Regions from separate parts of the Homo sapiens genome. Here region 1 is linked to region 2. The links are chromatin loops, found by intact Hi-C in ENCODE. Cell type or tissue: heart right ventricle. All regions are shown on one strand. Links, peaks and the distances in the headings refer to the core of each region. The heading gives the core; the rest is flanking DNA.

What was found. Peaks named below come from ENCODE experiments on the same cell type or tissue, not always from the same donor. Only the 100,000 strongest peaks of a DNase experiment are listed, where the experiment ranks them.
Region 1: a loop joins it to region 2, with 2.7 times the contacts of the local background. A loop is called at or near these places in 40 of 110 quality-filtered maps.

What each region holds. Positions count from the first base shown.
Region 1 is chr10:103,662,496-103,670,816 of GRCh38, reverse strand. SH3PXD2A (SH3 and PX domains 2A) reads left to right here. Exons shown (of 15, transcript NM_001394015.1): 7 at 2,165-2,209. It overlaps LOC124902495 (a long non-coding RNA gene), which reads right to left. Exons shown (of 2, transcript XR_007062276.1): 2 at 4,666-4,870. Among named protein-coding and RNA genes, the nearest start is that of SH3PXD2A-AS1, 80 kb to the left of the region's middle. In heart right ventricle, for the core only: CTCF peaks have their summits at 4,299 and 4,498 (motif pointing right); a DNase peak (open chromatin) is centred at 1,966; H3K4me3 peaks cover 1,590 bases; H3K27ac peaks cover 6,785 bases.
Region 2 is chr10:103,602,147-103,610,467 of GRCh38, reverse strand. It overlaps SH3PXD2A (SH3 and PX domains 2A), which reads left to right. Exons shown (of 15, transcript NM_001394015.1): 14 at 4,551-4,670; 15 at 6,679-8,321. Among named protein-coding and RNA genes, the nearest start is that of NEURL1-AS1, 89 kb to the right of the region's middle. RefSeq lists an enhancer at 2,247-3,104. In heart right ventricle, for the core only: a CTCF peak has its summit at 4,583 (motif pointing left); a DNase peak (open chromatin) is centred at 4,587; H3K27ac peaks cover 313 bases.

The DNA of each region.
Region 1 (8,321 bases), core at 191-8,190, 60 kb before region 2:
CCTTGGTGTGTCTACCTTGTCTCAGCCCTACCAGGGCTTGAAAGCTGGGCCAGCATTGCTCCTGCTCCCCAAGGAGGCTGCTGACTGCTGAACCTGGGGAGGGGCTGTAACCTCAGATTTTGCCCTGTTTGTCTCTGGGTGAGGTCCCCTGGAGTCCCTCTACCTTCCATTCCAGATAACCCGGTGTCTGAGAGTGACTGTGGGGCAGTATCTCTAACAGGGTGCCAGCTTTTTCTTGGTGCATCCAGTATTGAACACTGTCTAGTTCTTGTCCTTGCAGGCCGGGGGCATGATTTTCTGGGTGTCCCCAGAGCTGATTGAACCCAGGGAGGCAGGCTTATGCTAACCACGTTCATGGGAGTTACTGCCAGTGGCGGCTAACCATTATCAAGCACTGACTATGTAGTAGGCACTGCACTGGGCACTATTACATATTATCTAATTTAATTCTCACAGCAACCCAGAAGGTAAGTATATCACATCATCCAGATTTTTACAAGTTCAGGAACAGGCTCAGAGAGGGTAAGTCACTTCTTCAAAGGAGCAGAGCCTATATTTGAACCCAGGCAGTCAGACCCCAAAGGCCTTGCTAGACCGCTCCACCAAAGCCCCACTCTGCTAATTTACAATGAGAACCAGAAGGGGGCCAGGCTTTCTAGTTCTACACCGGGAGCCAACCTGCAATTGGAAGGTGGCTTGCTGAGTGAGGGAAAGAGTCAGGTGCTTTAAATAGAGAGCAGCATCAAGCTCTGATTAGCTGAGGTGTGTGTCCCTGCAAGAGATGGACACTGCTGTACTAGCTGTGTGATCTTGGGCAAGTTATTTAACCTCTCTGGTTCAGCTTCTTCATCTGCAAAATGGAGGGGATAATAGTACTCATCGTTGTAGGTTTGTTGGGAAAAATACCAGTTACTATATGCAAAGTGCTCAGCAGGATGCTTGGCAAAGGGGAAATGCTGTATAAGTGTTTGCTGCTGTTTATCAGTACTCTCTGAATGGGTCAGGCTGCTCTCCTGGCAAGCGCCTGGTGGGCAGTGCGAGAGTTTGTCTCTCAGACCTGCAATTCAGCGTTGCCTTTTAATTGTCCCCACTGCAGCCAGTGCTCTGCTCCTTTGGAGGTGATGAGCAGCCCAGCAGAGAAAGCAGCAGCCTGGGGATGCCACCAGACCTGGTTCCATGTCTGAGAGTCCTCCCCGGTAAAATGGGGCTAAACATGCCTACCCACTTGATGGGGTTGCCATGGGGACTAAATGAGTCACTGTAGTTCGACTGCATCAATGCTTTTGACATGGTGGCCCTCTTCTCTTCTATTCTAGAAATACGCAAACCATTGATTAGACCAAGAGCTTTCTGCCTCATTCAGATGTTAATGGTATCACATCTCAATCATAAGTTCTTTATGCTGCTTTGATTTTGCTCCTTCCTCTTGGCAGGAGGACAACTCTAAATCCCATTTCACAGGTGAGGAAACTGAGGCCCAGATTGGACACCACTGTCTGAGCCTGGAGTAGAGCCCTCATCTCTTCTGGTCACTCAAGGTCCCTGTCCTTCTGCTTTGGGGTTGGGGAGCAAGACTCCCTAAAACGATGCTCCCTCTGCTCTGCTGGGGCCGATCTGTCTTCCTCAGTGGGTGGGGCTGCAGTAAGGGCTGGATGACACATCAGGGTCTAGTGGGTGTGGTGCCCCCAGGCCTAGAGATGGGTCCTGGGTGCTCCAACCCTGACATTTGAGGTTCTGGGTCCAGGCCACTGAGCCCGCTGGCCTTTGAGGATCCTTGCAACCATCAGGCCCCGTGGGACCCAGCCACCCACATGGCCAGAAAGGAAGGGTCAGGCTGCCTTGTACAGGGCTGTGATAACCACGGGCCCCGTTCCAGGGAGGATCGTGTGGGATTCTCTGTGCTCCGAAGGAGTCCTGCATTTCGGCGGACACCTCATTATCCCTGTCCCAGCCGGCTGTGTCCCAGCGCCTCTGTAATCACACGGGCCCACGCCCAACAGCCAGCCCAGGGCCAGGAAATCACTCTCCTCCCTCCTCCGCCTTCCGCCCGCGGCTGGCCGAGCGCGGCGCCTGCAGCCACTCACTGTGGACCTCCTGCCTGCCTAACCGTTCTCTCTCTCTGGTTCTCCTCTCCTGCTGCCGCTTGCTCTCGGGGACTCGGAAGTGTGGCTGTCCAGCTGGGCTGAGTCGCCCAAGAAGGACGTGACAGGTACTGCCCAGCGTGCATGCATGTGTGTGAGCATGTGTGTTCCAGGTCCGTGTGCGCGGGAGCCGGTGCCTGCAGGCCCTGCGCATGCTTCCCTGTGATGTGCAGCAGCTGTTTGCCAGCATGGCAGGGGGTCTGCCACTTGCTGTGCCCTCTGCCTCCCCAGTCAGATCTGAACATGGGGCCCTTTGCTGAGTGATGACCACGTAGCTCAGCGTGTAAGCACGTGTGCTCTGGACCCAGGGTGTGTGGGTCTGAATTCCAGCTCTGCTACGTCCTGGCCATGCTGCCTTGGGTGGGGTGTGTAACCTCCCTAAGGGGAAGCCATCCCACCTCGTGGGGAGCCTGGCACACAGAAAGTGCTCAGGCAGTGGTGGGGCTTTCGCCATCTTCAGCCTTATCTCAATTGGCCGTCTCAGTGAGAGAGCCCAGCCAAAGATGGTTCATCTCACTTTAGGCAGGTAAACTGAGGCAGAGAGCAGCGGGCCCTGACACCCAACCCTCATTTCCAGTGATCTCACTGGGGAGCTGCAGATTTGGGGCAGGGGGTGGGGCAGTTCTGTGACTGTGACTGAGGGTGGGTCACAGCCCCCATGCCCAGCAATCCAGAGCTTGGCCTGCCTGGCTGAGATGGCCCTCAGGGACTAGGGCCTTGGCCTGTGTCTGGGAGGAGCTGGGCAGGGGTCAGGGACTTGCCTTCAACCTTTAGTCTTATGGGACCATGGCAGAGAATCCCGGACAGCAGGGTTCTCAGCTCCTGGATGGAGATGGTCGGAGGAGGGATGGAATTTCCAGAAGGGTCTTCTATGGGACCCCTCCATTTTTGAGGCTGTTACACACCCTGACCCTCTAGCCCCAAACCTGAGAGCAGAGGTTCAGGCTGGGGGAATAGGGGACAAAGCAGAAGGGTGGGAGCTGAGTGGGGTGGTGGGGCTGGGCCAGCCCCAGTGTTTAGAGCCCAAAGCCCAGCCCCTACTGCTGCAGCTGTGGGCGGGGAATGGGAGGTAAACGTGTTGGGAGGAGTCCAGAGGAGAAGAGAAGGCAGTGGGTCGGAGGGCGTTGCAATCTCCTTCTGGAGTTTCCTGTGACGAGGGCCTGGGCCTGAGCTAATCACTGGGCTCCTGTCCCTTTTTCCCCTCTCCACACGCCAGTGAGCCAGAGCCCACTTGGCCCACAGCAATACATTTTATTCACCAAACGTATAGCGGAGGGGCCAGCAGTCCCAGTCCAGCCTGGGAGGAACCAGTTATAAGGGGCTAGAGGGACTTTTGTAGGATGCCCAGGGTTGGGGAGTCGTGGGGAGCCTGGGGTGGAGGCCAGCACAGGGCCTTACTAGCTCTGTGACCCTGGGGAGGACACTTAACCACGTCTCAAGATGATCCCAGCTGTTTGGAGTGAGAGGCCCAGGGGAGGCAGTGTGGGCTGGGGGAAAACCCAGCCAGACTGCGAGTCCAGGGCCAGAGTCTCTCTGGGCCTTGGTTTCTCCATCTGGAGGGTTGGAGGGTTCTTTGAGATATGAGACAGGAAACTCAGAGGTAAGGGCTGATGTTGGAGATCCTTATAGATCAGGGGCCTCAGGTTGCTTAGCCTGGCATCCCCCCAGAGTAGGCCCAGGGGGCTCTGAGCTGCCTCTCAATCCAGCTGGCAAGTACCCGTTACCTGCTGAAGGTAGGGTCTGGGAGGGGCATGTTGCAGGGACACAGCCCCCGGCCTCCCTTCCCCACCCTTCTCCTGGCACCTGCAGCCCTGGCACCGAGCTGCCTGCTGGTGAGCCCACGAAGGAACCAACAGCTTTGCTGCTCCTCAGATCTCCCATTCCCTCCACTTGCTTTAAAATGACCATCTATGATTTCCATAGGACTTGAAGCCCCGTCACTTCATTCCGTGCTCAGAACAATTCCCATGAGGTAGGAACTGCTATTGTTCCTGTTTCCAGATGACACTAAAGCTCAAGAGAGGTTACGTGTCCTCCCCAGGATCTCAGAGCTAGTAAGGGCAAAGCAGGACTGGACCTCAGACCTTTGGACTCTAATTCTAAGCATTTCCATCATGAATTTCAGGTAATTACTATGTCCCATGTCATGTCCTGAGGCACCAGTCCTGGAGTGTCGAGAGACTCTTGTCCAAGGCACATACTTTGGTTGGGGAGCAATGCCCAACATAAAGTCCAGGAGGGAACAGAAAAGAGGGAACAAGAGTGATCAGGAGCCTCCTGGAGGACAGAGATGCTTGGGGAGAATTGGGAAACTGGGATTGGTAGAGAGAAGGGAAAGCATTCCAGCAGGGGGCAGCAGCTAGAGCACAGACTTGGAAAGTAAGAAGCTGCATGGAGCAGTGGTGTTGGGTGTTGGCGCCTAGTGGGTGCTCGATACATGTGTTGAATCATGAATGATGTATTGAATGGTGGTGTGGGGGACGGGGATCAAGGAACTTGGGGAGCTCAGATTGGCAAGAAAGACTGGGCTTGAATTTGTCCTTTATAGGCAAGAGGGAGCCGTGGAAGGCGTTGGAGCATGGGACTGACTTGGCAAAAGCCCAGTTGAGAAGTTTAAGTTGGCAGCCAGGGTTCCATCCAGGTGGTAGTTGAAGGAATGCAGATGTGAGGCAAGGGTGGGGCAGGGGTCCAGGGGACCCCTGGGACCCCAGCAGGTCCAGCCAGGGGCTCTGTAATAAAGCACAAGGGTCCATCTCTGGATCAGACTCATGCAAAGGCCCCTTCCAACCCAGGAGAGGCTCTGCTGTCTAGAAGAGGTACACCCCTTCTCCATGCTCCTGCCAAGCACTCCTCATCTAAAGACACCAGGCTCCCTCCACTGCCCCCTCCCCACTCAGGCAGACTCCTCCAGCCCCTAGTTCTGCAGGCCTTGGCTGAGAGGGGATCCAGAGTGGCCTCTGTGGGATGACATCACCGCCCACTGCCTGCCTGGCCTGCAAGTGGTTTCTCATCTGGATACCTGCTCGCAGCTCCCGCCCGCCCGGCTGCCCTGGCCAGGGAACACCCTAAGAGGCAGCTGCCAGAGGGAAGAGCTGGGAGCCTGCCTGTGCAACGGGAGGGAAGGGCAGCCAGAAGGACAGAGTGTCCGTGTGTCCATCCCACAGCCTTTGGAGCAGCTCCTGAGAGAGGCCATAGCCTGTCTGTGCTTTCCAATGCCTAGAGAATATTTCCTTAACTTTTCTACCTGTGTCCCAGAGAGTCAGCCTTCAGGAAGGTCAGGCCAATTTTCCAGGAAAGTGGTGGGGGGAAGGGGTGTGGGGGTGTGGATTTAACTCTGCTTTGAAACCCTGCCTCAGATTTTCTTGGCTTGGATTAAAATGAGCTGATGTCTGTCCACTCCCCAGCACCTCCTGCTCGTCCTCCAGGCATCTTCTGGCCACAAAGCTGGGGCTTCTTTCTCCTCCTTACCTCAGTTTCCCCATCTCCCCTTTCTCCCTTCGAGTTTGGCTCATTTTCCCATATTCCCATATCAGAGTCAAGGTATTCATATTGACACCACAAACCAATGAGTCCCTCTGTTCATCTTTCTGCCAGTTCACGCGTTTCACTGGTTCATTTCACACTTATTGAGTGCCTGCCACCTAACAGGCACTGTGGTCTGGTCAGTAGAGGTGGCAAGAGTCAACTAGAAACCCATACTCTAGGCCAGGCGTGGTGGCTTATGCCTATAATCCCAGCACTTTGGGAGGCCAAGGCGGGCAGATCACTTAAGGTCAGGAGTTCAAGGCCAGCCTAGCCAACATGGTGAAACTCCATCTCTACTAAAAAATACAAAAAAAAATTTAGCCAGGTATGGTGGTGGGCACCTGTAATCCCAGCTACTCGGGAGGCTGAGGCTGGAGAATTGCTTGAACCTGGGGGGCGGAGGTTGCAGTGAGCCGAGATTTTGCCACTGCACTCCAACCTGGGCGACAGAGCAAGACTCCGTCTCAAAAAAAAAAAAAAGAGAGAGAAAGAAACCCATACTCTAGTCTTTATTAAGCAGCCGCTGTGTCCCAGGTACCTGGGATGTAATGGGCCCTTCCCTAGGGACCAGGCGCCGGTGGCCCATTATAGGCCACATACAGTGCAGAAGTTAAGATCATAGGCAGTGGTGTCAGGTGGGCTTGGGTTCAATCCCAGCTGTGTGACCTTAGAGAATTCACTTACCCTCATGAGGCTTGCTTTGCCCATGCGTGAAACGGGGCCATCACAGGACCTACTGCATGGGGTTGCTCTGAGGATTGGACGAGGCAGCTCGATGCTGTTGGATGCCTCCAAGTCAGCACTGATGAAGGCTTGCTGTCACTATTGCTATGATCTGGCCATACTCAGGCCTTGCGGGCTCTCTAACCTGCCACAGAACTCTCTATTCTTGTTTGTTGCTGGAGCCTTTCTTTCCCACTCTTCTCATCCAGTGCCCCCACACTGGGAAAGGAGGCCCCATTTCTCGTAGGGCAGGGATGGCCCTTTTTGTGCCGGGTGCGCTTAAGAAGTGCTGTTGGCCACAGAGGCTCCAGGCATGGAACAGGCACTGCTGTTCCCCTAGGGGCACAGTGGGAGGTAGTCCGTCAGCGCAGCACCCGGCGCTGCCTCTGCCCAGCTGGCAGGGGCAGGCACAGAAGCTGGCATGCCTAAGTACAGAGGCGGGGCAGGCCCTACTGCCCGGCTGTTGGTTGCATTTCTGCCTGAAATACAATCCCGGCTTTAGCAGGGCTGCTCGGGACTGTGCACGTGCGAATGTATGTGGCACACTCAGCTGTGCAGGGTCCCTTCTGCTTCTCCAAAGGGCTGAGATGGGCCTGCAGGGCCCACACCTCATGGGAGAAAACTGCCGGGGGGCAGTGGGTTTCTTTCCCTGGAAGGAGGCCTCCCTTTGGGATTTCCTAGAGTTCTGTGGCCATTGCCGTCTGCCCTAGGTTGGAGGGAGCCTCCCCCTACAGAAGGACCCAAAGATCTAAGTAGTGCTTCTTGCACCTGGGTGCACACAAGCACCATAGGGACACAGGGGGGATGTCCAAAAACTACTCATGCCTGAGTCCCAGACCAAAGAAACCTGTCTCTCTGGAGCCCAGCATCAGTACTTTTAAAAAGCTCCCTGGGTGATTCTGTGCTTCCAAGTTGAGGATTACTGTGCTAGAAGAACCAGACTGATGGAAACAAATCAGAGGCAGTTATTCTGCAATGGAAAGACAGATGGGCTTGGGCCTGAACAAAATCATACTGAATGAATGTGATGCTCTTCATAGCAGCTGTGGGAGCTAGAGTCGTCTCTTGCCTGCTGTAGAGGGGCCTCTGGTTAGTCTTTTGTGAAATGGAAGATAAGGGGGATGTTGTGGGCATGAAATGGGGCGGTTAATGTGCCTGGCACATCACATTTGCCAAGTCAAACTCAGGCGTGTGGGGAATGTGGCTATAGGCTGAGGCACCAAGGGGGCTGTGTGGAACTTGGAGACCCTCAGCAATTTTTGTAGCCAGGCTAGTGACATGAAGCCCCCTAGCCTTCAAGGAGATTGGCAGACATATAGTTTATGCCAGTCGCAGTGGCCTATGCCTATAATCCCAGCACTTTGAGAGACTGAGGCGGGAGGATCACTTGAGCCCAGGAGTTCAAGACCAGCCTGGGCAACAAAGTGAGACCTCAGCTCTACAAAACATAAAAAAATTAGCCGGGTATGGTGGTGTGTGCCTTTGGTCCCAGCTACATGGGAGGCTGAGGTGGGAGGATTGCTTGAATCCAGGAGGTCAAGGCTGCAGTAAGCCATGATTGCACCACTGCATTCCAGCCTGGGCAACAAAGACCCTGTCTCAAAAAAAACAAAAGTATACTAGGAATTCCCTTTGGGCTGGGGGTGGTCTGAGAAGGCTTCCTGTAGGAGGTGACTAGTCCATTTCTGGCTAGTGGATCCTTTTCACTCCTAGCTAAAAGCACATCATAGGCCGGGCGCGGTGGCTCACGCCTGTAATCCCAGCACTTTGGGAGGCCGAGGCGGGTGGATCATGAGGTCAGGAGATCGAGACCATCCTGGCTAACAAGGTGAAACCCCGTCTCTACTAAAAATACAAAAAATTAGCCGGGCGCGGTGGCGGGCGCCTGTAGTCCCAGCTACTCGGGAGGCTGAGGCAGGAGAATGGCGTGAA
Region 2 (8,321 bases), core at 27-8,026:
CCTCCTGAGTTTTACACACCCAAACACTGAATTCTCCCTCTCAACCATCTCTCCTAGCCACGGCTAATTATTTTCAGGCAGACTTGATTTTGGCAAGAATGGGGTAATTCCTTCCACACTTACCAAATGTGGGGATTGCTGAGGCAGGGCTGCTGTTTCCAGTTAGGCCCAGCTGCATCCCACCTGGCCAGAGATGTGGCCTGGGCTGAGCCTGGGCTGTGTCTGCTCACATGCACGGCTGCACAGCCAGGCCCTGGGGCCAGGAAAGGTGGCAGATTCTCACTCAATCCCTCAAAACCAGCTTCCTCCCACCCCTCACTCACTCTGCCTCAGCTCAGTTTCAACTGGTGGGGTTAGGACATGCAGAGCCTTGAAGGATGAGGAAGGCTGGGAAGAAGAGAAGTTCAGAAGGAGTGCTGAGTTCCAGCTTCTATTTATTGAGCTCTCCCTATGCCCCTCGCTGGGCCCAAAGTGATGTATGTTATCTCAGGGATCCTCTTCAGGATGCTGGTATTAGTTCCATTTTACAGATGAGAGAACTGAAGTTCAGAGACGTCAAGGGCTTTGCCCAGGGCCACACAGCTGGTAAATTGCTATGATTGGAGTCCAGCCCCAAGGTTGAGGTCTTTCCAGGTCTTCCTGCTACACCAAGCTTCTTCCCGTCCCCTCATCCCTCCCACCTTTTTTTCCCAATTGCTTTATTTGAACCCCTTTGCATGAGGGAGGACATAAATAGCGGGGTACAAAGTCCATTTTAGCTGAGTAGAGACAAGACCATTGAAGCAAAAATATACAATCCACAAGGGCAGGGGGTTGTCCATTTGGTTTCCTACTGGGCGCTCGGTGCCTTAGACCAGTGTCTGGCACCCAGTAGACACACAACAAACAGTTGTTAAATGAATGGGTGAGGCTCACAAACCATGGGCCAAAGCCAGCTTCTAAATGTCCTTGAATGTCATGCTTAGATGCTGCTGTGCCAGTTTCTGAAAAGCATTGAGGATCTCCAATGAGTTCTACCCTGCCCACAGAATATTGCGAGTTTATTTAGTGCTTGCCTGCCTATCTGGCCTTGTCATGATGACCAGCCAAAGACTTTGCTCACTCAACCGCACTGCCTTCTTACACACACACCCCAGACTAGAGACCACTGTGCTCCATTGCCTTGCCTGTGCTGTCAGAAGTCCCACCTGCAGCCCTCACCCCTAGACTCCAGGACAGTGGCTTTCCTTCCTCTCCCACAGGGCAGTGTGCAAGTGCTTTGTTAGAATGATTTCTCTGCTTTTTCTTTCTTTCTTTTTTTTTTTTTTTTTCAGAGACAGAGTCTCACTCTGTCAGTTGGGCTGGAGTGCAGTGGTCTGTTCATAGCTCACTGCAGCCTCGAACTCCTGGGCTCACGCTATTTTCCTGCCTCAGACTCCCAAGTAGCTGGGACCACAGGTGCATAACACCATGTCCACCTAATTTTTGTGTGTGTGTGTGTATGTGTGTGTGGTAGAAATGGGGTCTCACTATTTGCCCAGGCTGATCTCAAACTCCTGGCCTCAAGCAGTCCTCCCACCTGGGCTTCCCAAAGCACTACGATTACAGGAGATTTCTCTGCTTTTTAATTTTCATTTTGAGATTCAGCTATTGAGGCATCTGAAAACTAGACCTCCAGAGATGTAAGATTAGAAATTACTGCATTAATAATGAGCATTTTGTGCTGGGCACAGTGGCTTATGCCTGTAATTCCAGCACTTTGGGAGGCTGAGGCAGGAGGATTGCTTGAGCCCAGGAGTTTGAGACCAGGCAAAACCCTGTCTCTAGTTTTTTTCTCTTTTTTTTTTTTTTTTAAAGAATAGAATAATTTAATTAAAATGTGCAATATTTTGATGAAGAAAAATCACAAAAATGAATTGAAGGCCTGGCAGAATGGAAATAAGGTACATTTATGGATGAGAAGACTCGGTATTATTCAATTTTATCCCTAATCTGTAAATTCGATGAAATTCTAATTTAAATCCCAACACAATTTTTCTTTTTTTTTTTTTTTTTTTTCTTGACATGGAATGGTGTCTTTATTTTTGGGGGCTGCTGTAACAAAGTACCACACACTGGGTGGCTTAACAGCAGAAACGTGTTGTCTCCCAGTTCTAGGGGCGAGGAGATCAGGGTGCCGACAGGGCCTCGTTCCCTGGGAAGGCGTGGGAGGAGGACCTGTTCCCCGCCTCTCTCCCGGCTTCCGGGACTCCGGAAGCCTGACTCCAGGCTTCACGTGGTGTTCTCCCTGCTGGTGGGTCTGCCTCTGTCCTGTGTTCTTTTTTTTTTTTTTTTTTTTAAATTGATCATTCTTGGGTGTTTCTCGCAGAGGGGGATTTGGCAGGGTCATAGGACAATAGTGGAGGGAAGGTCAGCAGACAAACAAGTGAACAAAGGTCTCTGGTTTTTCTAGGCAGAGGACCCCGAGGCCTTCCGCAGTGTTTGTGTCCCTGGGTACTTGAGATTAGGGAGTGGTGATGACTCTTAACGAGCATGCTGCCTTCAAGCATCTGTTTAACAAAGCACATCTTGCACCGACCTCAATCCATTTAACCCTGAGTGGACACAGCACATGTTTCAGAGAGCACAGGGTTGGGGGTAAGGTCACAGATCAACAGGATCCCAAGGCAGAAGAATTTTTCTTAGTACAGAACAAAATGAAAAGTCTCCCATGTCTACTTCTTTCTACACAGACGCGGCAACCATCCGATTTCTCAATCTTTTCCCCACCTTTCCCCCCTTTCTATTCCACAAAACCGCCATTGTCATCATGGCCCGTTCTCAATGAGCTGTTGGGTACACCTCCCAGACGGGGTGGTGGCCGGGCAGAGGGGCTCCTCACTGCCCAGTAGGGGCGGCCGGGCAGAGGCGCCCCTCACCTCCCGGACGGGGCGGCTGGCCGGGCAGGGGGCTGACCCCCCCACCTCCCTCCCGGACGGGGCGGCTGGCCGGGCAGAGGGGCTCCTCACCTCCCAGTAGGGGCGGCTGGGCAGAGGCGCCCCTCACCTCCCGGACAGGGCGGCTGGCCTGGCGGGGGCTGACCCCCACCTCCCTCCCGGACGGGGTGGCTGCTGGGCGGAGACGCTCCTCACTTCCCAGACGGGGCAGCTGCCGGTCGGAGGGGCTCCTCACTTCTCAGACGGGGCGGCTGCCGGGCGGAGGGGCTCCTCACTTCTCAGACGGGGCGGTTGCCAGGCGGAGAGTCTCCTCACTTCCCAGACGGGGCGGCTGGGCAGAGAGGCTCCTCACCTCCCAGACGGGGTCGCGGCCGGGGAGAGGCGCTCCTCACATCCCAGACGGGGCGGCAGGGCAGAGGCACTCCCCACATCTCAGACGATGGGCGGCTGGGCAGAGACGCTCCTCACTTCCTAGATGGGATGGCGGCCGGGAAGAGGCGCTCCTCACTTCCTAGATGGGATGGCGGCCGGGCAGAGACGCTCCTCACTTTCCAGACTGAGCAGCCAGGCAGAGGGGCTCCTCACATCCCAGACGATGGGCGGCCAGGCAGAGACGCTCCTCACTTCCCAGACGGGGTGGCGGCCGGGCAGAGGCTGCACTCTCCGCACTTTGGGAGGCCAAGGCAGGCGGCTGGGAGGTGGAGGTTGTAGGGAGCCGAGATCACGCCGCTGCACTCCAGCCTGGGCACCATTGAGCACTGAGTGAACGAGACTCCGTCTGCAATCCCGGCACCTCGGGAGGCCGAGGCTGGCGGATCACTCGCGGTTAGGAGCTGGAGACCAGCCCGGCCAACACAGCGAAACCCCGTCTCCACCAAAAAAACACGAAAACCAGTCAGGCATGGCGGCGCGCGCCTGCAATCGCAGGCACTCGGCAGGCTGAGGCAGGAGAATCAGGCAGGGAGGTTGCAGTGAGCAGAGATGGCAGCAGTACAGTCCAGCTTCGGCTCGGCATCCGAGGGAGACCGTGGAAAGAGAGGGAGAGGGAGACCGTGGGGAGAGGGAGAGGGAAGGGGAGGGGGAGGGGGAGAGCTTTTTTTTTTTTTTTTTTTTTTTTTTTAGCAAATTCTTCCAGATCCTGAGAGAGCCCATCTCTACCAAAAAAAAAAAAAAAAATTAACCAGGTGTGGTGGTGTGTGCCTGTAGTCCCAGCTACTGGGGAGGCTGAAGTGGGAGGATCACTTGAGCCCAGGAGATGGAGGCTGCAGTGAGCTCTGATTACTCCACTGCACTCTAGCCTGGGTCCCAAAGCAAGACCCTATCTCAGAGTAATGATGATGATGATGATGATGATGATGATGATGATGATGATGATAGTAATAGTAATGTGAGAATTTTGATAGCTCAGACAAGTCTTCCGTGAGTCCTGAGTATTATTAGAAAGCCTCATCAGAGTAGTCCCCTGGCGATATATACCCTGAGACTCCCATGATAGATACGTACTCAGGCCAGCTGCTGTCCAGCTGGTGTAAACGGCCATCCGCACCCCCTGGGGACTGAGTGGGGACCAACCCTTGGCCAAGTTACTCTTCTGATTTAGGCGGGTTTTGCCCACTGTGTGTTCCTTAACCTTAGGGGTTCCAACTGCCAAAGCCACCAGAGCCCCCTTCTGTTGAGGTGGAGTACTACACCATTGCCGAATTCCAGTCGTGCATTTCCGATGGCATCAGCTTTCGGGGTGGACAGAAGGCAGAGGTAAGCCTTGGGCCATGAGGCCGAGGGTTTTAACTCATTGTGGTGGAAAACCTACTGCATTTCCCATTTTAGGCCTTGCTAGTAAGATTCCTGAGGGGCAGGCAGGCAGGAAAGGTACAGAAATGAGCCCCACAAAGATGAGCATCTGCCTGGCGCTGGCCAGTGCCATGGCCTAAACTAGATCCCAGCTCTCACGCTCCACCCTGAGCTCACAGGGCTTGTCTCACAACATTTCCCAGAGCATGTGCAGGAGCTTGTGACAGGGGGGCCTTGAAACAAAGGGCTTCTTTGGTCAAATGAGCTTGCAGGACAGTGGATTAAACAAAATCCAACCCATTTGTTGTTTTAATTGCAGGGCTTCCCAGAGCCTAGGATACAAGGATGTCACTGGGAGTGTCACCTACAAGGGGTCTAGAATAGACAGCATTGCCCAACCCCACAAGCTTTCTCTCCCAGGAACATCTCAGGGCCAGGATCCTGCAGAAGCCACATCAGGAAGTGTTGTTAGGAGGATGTGGACCAGGCAGGTAGACTGAGATACTGGGGACCTGGGCTCTGGCCAAGTCCACACCACATGACCCCTGGCCTTTGATGCAGTCACTTCTCTCACCCGCCACCCCCAACTTTAAGCATTTCTCTCTGCAAAACAGGGTGATAGATCCTGGGACGCCCCTCCACCCCCCAGCATGTCTTCCAGCATTCATGCCACTCTATTTTGTGGCTGGGGCTGAGCATGGTATTCCCGGCAGCAGAGAAGAGCTGTAACTTAGTCAATTCTCTGAGTGGCTTTGTGTAGTAATTGAGTTAACTCCATCTAATACAAGTGAACCTGTCAGACTCATTGGGCAGTCTCTGCCTCTAAAGCAGTGACATTCCCAATGTGAATGTTTTAAATCACATGCCTGGAACTTGCAACTAAATTTCCAAGAAAAATCATTCTCTCTGTACTGAGGTTTCCAGGAGAGTCTGTAAAGAGCATAATGTGGCAGAACTGTCAGGCTCAGGAGCCACCTGTGCTTGAACTGTAGGTACAGGGCTGGGGCAGGGTGAAGGACAGAATGTAGGACCCAAAGAAGGAGAAAATCTTTCTCTTCTAGTGGGGGATGCAGAGGACTGGTCTCTTCTTGCCTTTGCATTCTTCACCTTTCCCTCCCTCCTTGGCCCTCTTCCCATAGTGCCAGTGTTTTCACGCTACCCCTTCCCCACCCCAGGACCTTTTCCTCCAGGAGTGTCCCACAATCCCCAGTTATCTGCCCTTTATGTTCCCCAGTCCAAATGGACCCCAGCACAACCAGCAGCCACACTTTTGGCCATTGGTTGATCTCCAGAAGTTAAGGAAGAAGCTCCTTAAACCAGTTTATACTAACATGGAAATGACTGAAAGCCCCCTGCCCTTCCTACAGGAAACCAATCAACCCAAAGAAATCTCTTCAGCTAGTGGGATTTCAGTGGGATTCCAGTAAGATGACCACAGCGGGTGGATCCTGGGGAAAGGCTCTGCAGAGAGGCTCTGGCCTCGGGCCTGTACCTCCCAGGTCACTTCATCTGCATCTTCCCATACTCTTCTGACCCTAGAGACCCTTTCAAGGAACTCAAAGGGAGGACCTAGCAACATCGAGGGTACGAGGAGGGAAGGGGCAGCAGAAGGGCAGTGTTTTCTTCATACGTGTCCTTAGTCTACTGGCAGGATTGTAGGGACTGGGAACAGTGCAGTTTAGGGGGAGGCAGAGTGGGCCAGCTCAACCCGGCTGTTAACACAGACATGGAGGATCAGGGAGGGAACTTGGCAAGTGGGAACCCACCAACCATGAGATGATAGAGACCTAGGTTTGAATTCTGGTGCATTATTTACTATATTGGGTTTTGGGCCACTTACTCAGTGGCTCGGTTTATTATCTGTAAAATGGAGATAATTTATCCCAGAGCCAAAGTATGATACTCCTACCTTGGGATGTCATAGGGTTCCAGATCCTCCCAACTCACTGGCTTGTCTGCACTCGTACCCCAGGTCATTGATAAGAACTCAGGTGGCTGGTGGTACGTGCAGATCGGTGAGAAGGAGGGCTGGGCCCCCGCATCATACATCGATAAGCGCAAGAAGCCCAACCTGAGCCGCCGCACAAGCACGCTGACCCGGCCCAAGGTGCCCCCGCCAGCACCCCCCAGCAAGCCCAAGGAGGCCGAGGAGGGCCCTACGGGGGCCAGTGAGAGCCAGGACTCCCCGCGGAAGCTCAAGTATGAGGAGCCTGAGTATGACATCCCTGCATTCGGCTTTGACTCAGAGCCTGAGCTGAGCGAGGAGCCCGTGGAGGACAGAGCCTCAGGGGAGAGGCGGCCTGCCCAGCCCCACCGGCCCTCGCCGGCCTCTTCTCTGCAGCGGGCCCGCTTCAAGGTGGGTGAGTCTTCAGAGGATGTGGCCCTGGAAGAGGAGACCATCTATGAGAATGAGGGCTTCCGGCCATATGCAGAGGACACCCTGTCAGCCAGAGGCTCCTCCGGGGACAGCGACTCCCCAGGCAGCTCCTCGCTGTCCCTGACCAGGAAAAACTCCCCCAAATCAGGCTCCCCCAAGTCATCATCACTCCTAAAGCTCAAGGCAGAGAAGAATGCCCAGGCAGAAATGGGGAAGAACCACTCCTCAGCCTCCTTTTCCTCATCCATCACCATCAACACCACTTGCTGCTCCTCCTCTTCCTCCTCCTCCTCTTCCTTGTCCAAAACCAGTGGCGACCTGAAGCCCCGCTCTGCTTCGGACGCAGGCATCCGCGGCACTCCCAAGGTCAGGGCAAAGAAGGATGCTGATGCGAACGCTGGGCTGACCTCCTGTCCCCGGGCCAAGCCATCGGTCCGGCCCAAGCCATTCCTAAACCGAGCAGAGTCGCAGAGCCAAGAGAAGATGGACATCAGCACTTTACGGCGCCAGCTGAGACCCACAGGCCAGCTCCGTGGAGGGCTCAAGGGCTCCAAGAGTGAGGATTCGGAGCTGCCCCCGCAGACGGCCTCCGAGGCTCCCAGTGAGGGGTCTAGGAGAAGCTCATCCGACCTCATCACCCTCCCAGCCACCACTCCCCCATGTCCCACCAAGAAGGAATGGGAAGGGCCAGCCACCTCGTACATGACATGCAGCGCCTACCAGAAGGTCCAGGACTCGGAGATCAGCTTCCCCGCGGGCGTGGAGGTGCAGGTGCTGGAGAAGCAGGAGAGCGGGTGGTGGTATGTGAGGTTTGGGGAGCTGGAGGGCTGGGCCCCTTCCCACTATTTGGTGCTGGATGAGAACGAGCAACCTGACCCCTCTGGCAAAGAGCTGGACACAGTGCCCGCCAAGGGCAGGCAGAACGAAGGCAAATCAGACAGCCTGGAGAAGATCGAGAGGCGCGTCCAAGCACTGAACACCGTCAACCAGAGCAAGAAGGCCACGCCCCCCATCCCCTCCAAACCTCCCGGGGGCTTCGGCAAGACCTCAGGCACTCCAGCGGTGAAGATGAGGAACGGAGTGCGGCAGGTGGCGGTCAGGCCCCAGTCGGTGTTTGTGTCCCCGCCACCCAAGGACAACAACCTGTCCTGCGCCCTGCGGAGGAATGAGTCACTCACGGCCACTGATGGCCTCCGAGGCGTCCGACGGAACTCCTCCTTTAGCACTGCTCGCTCCGC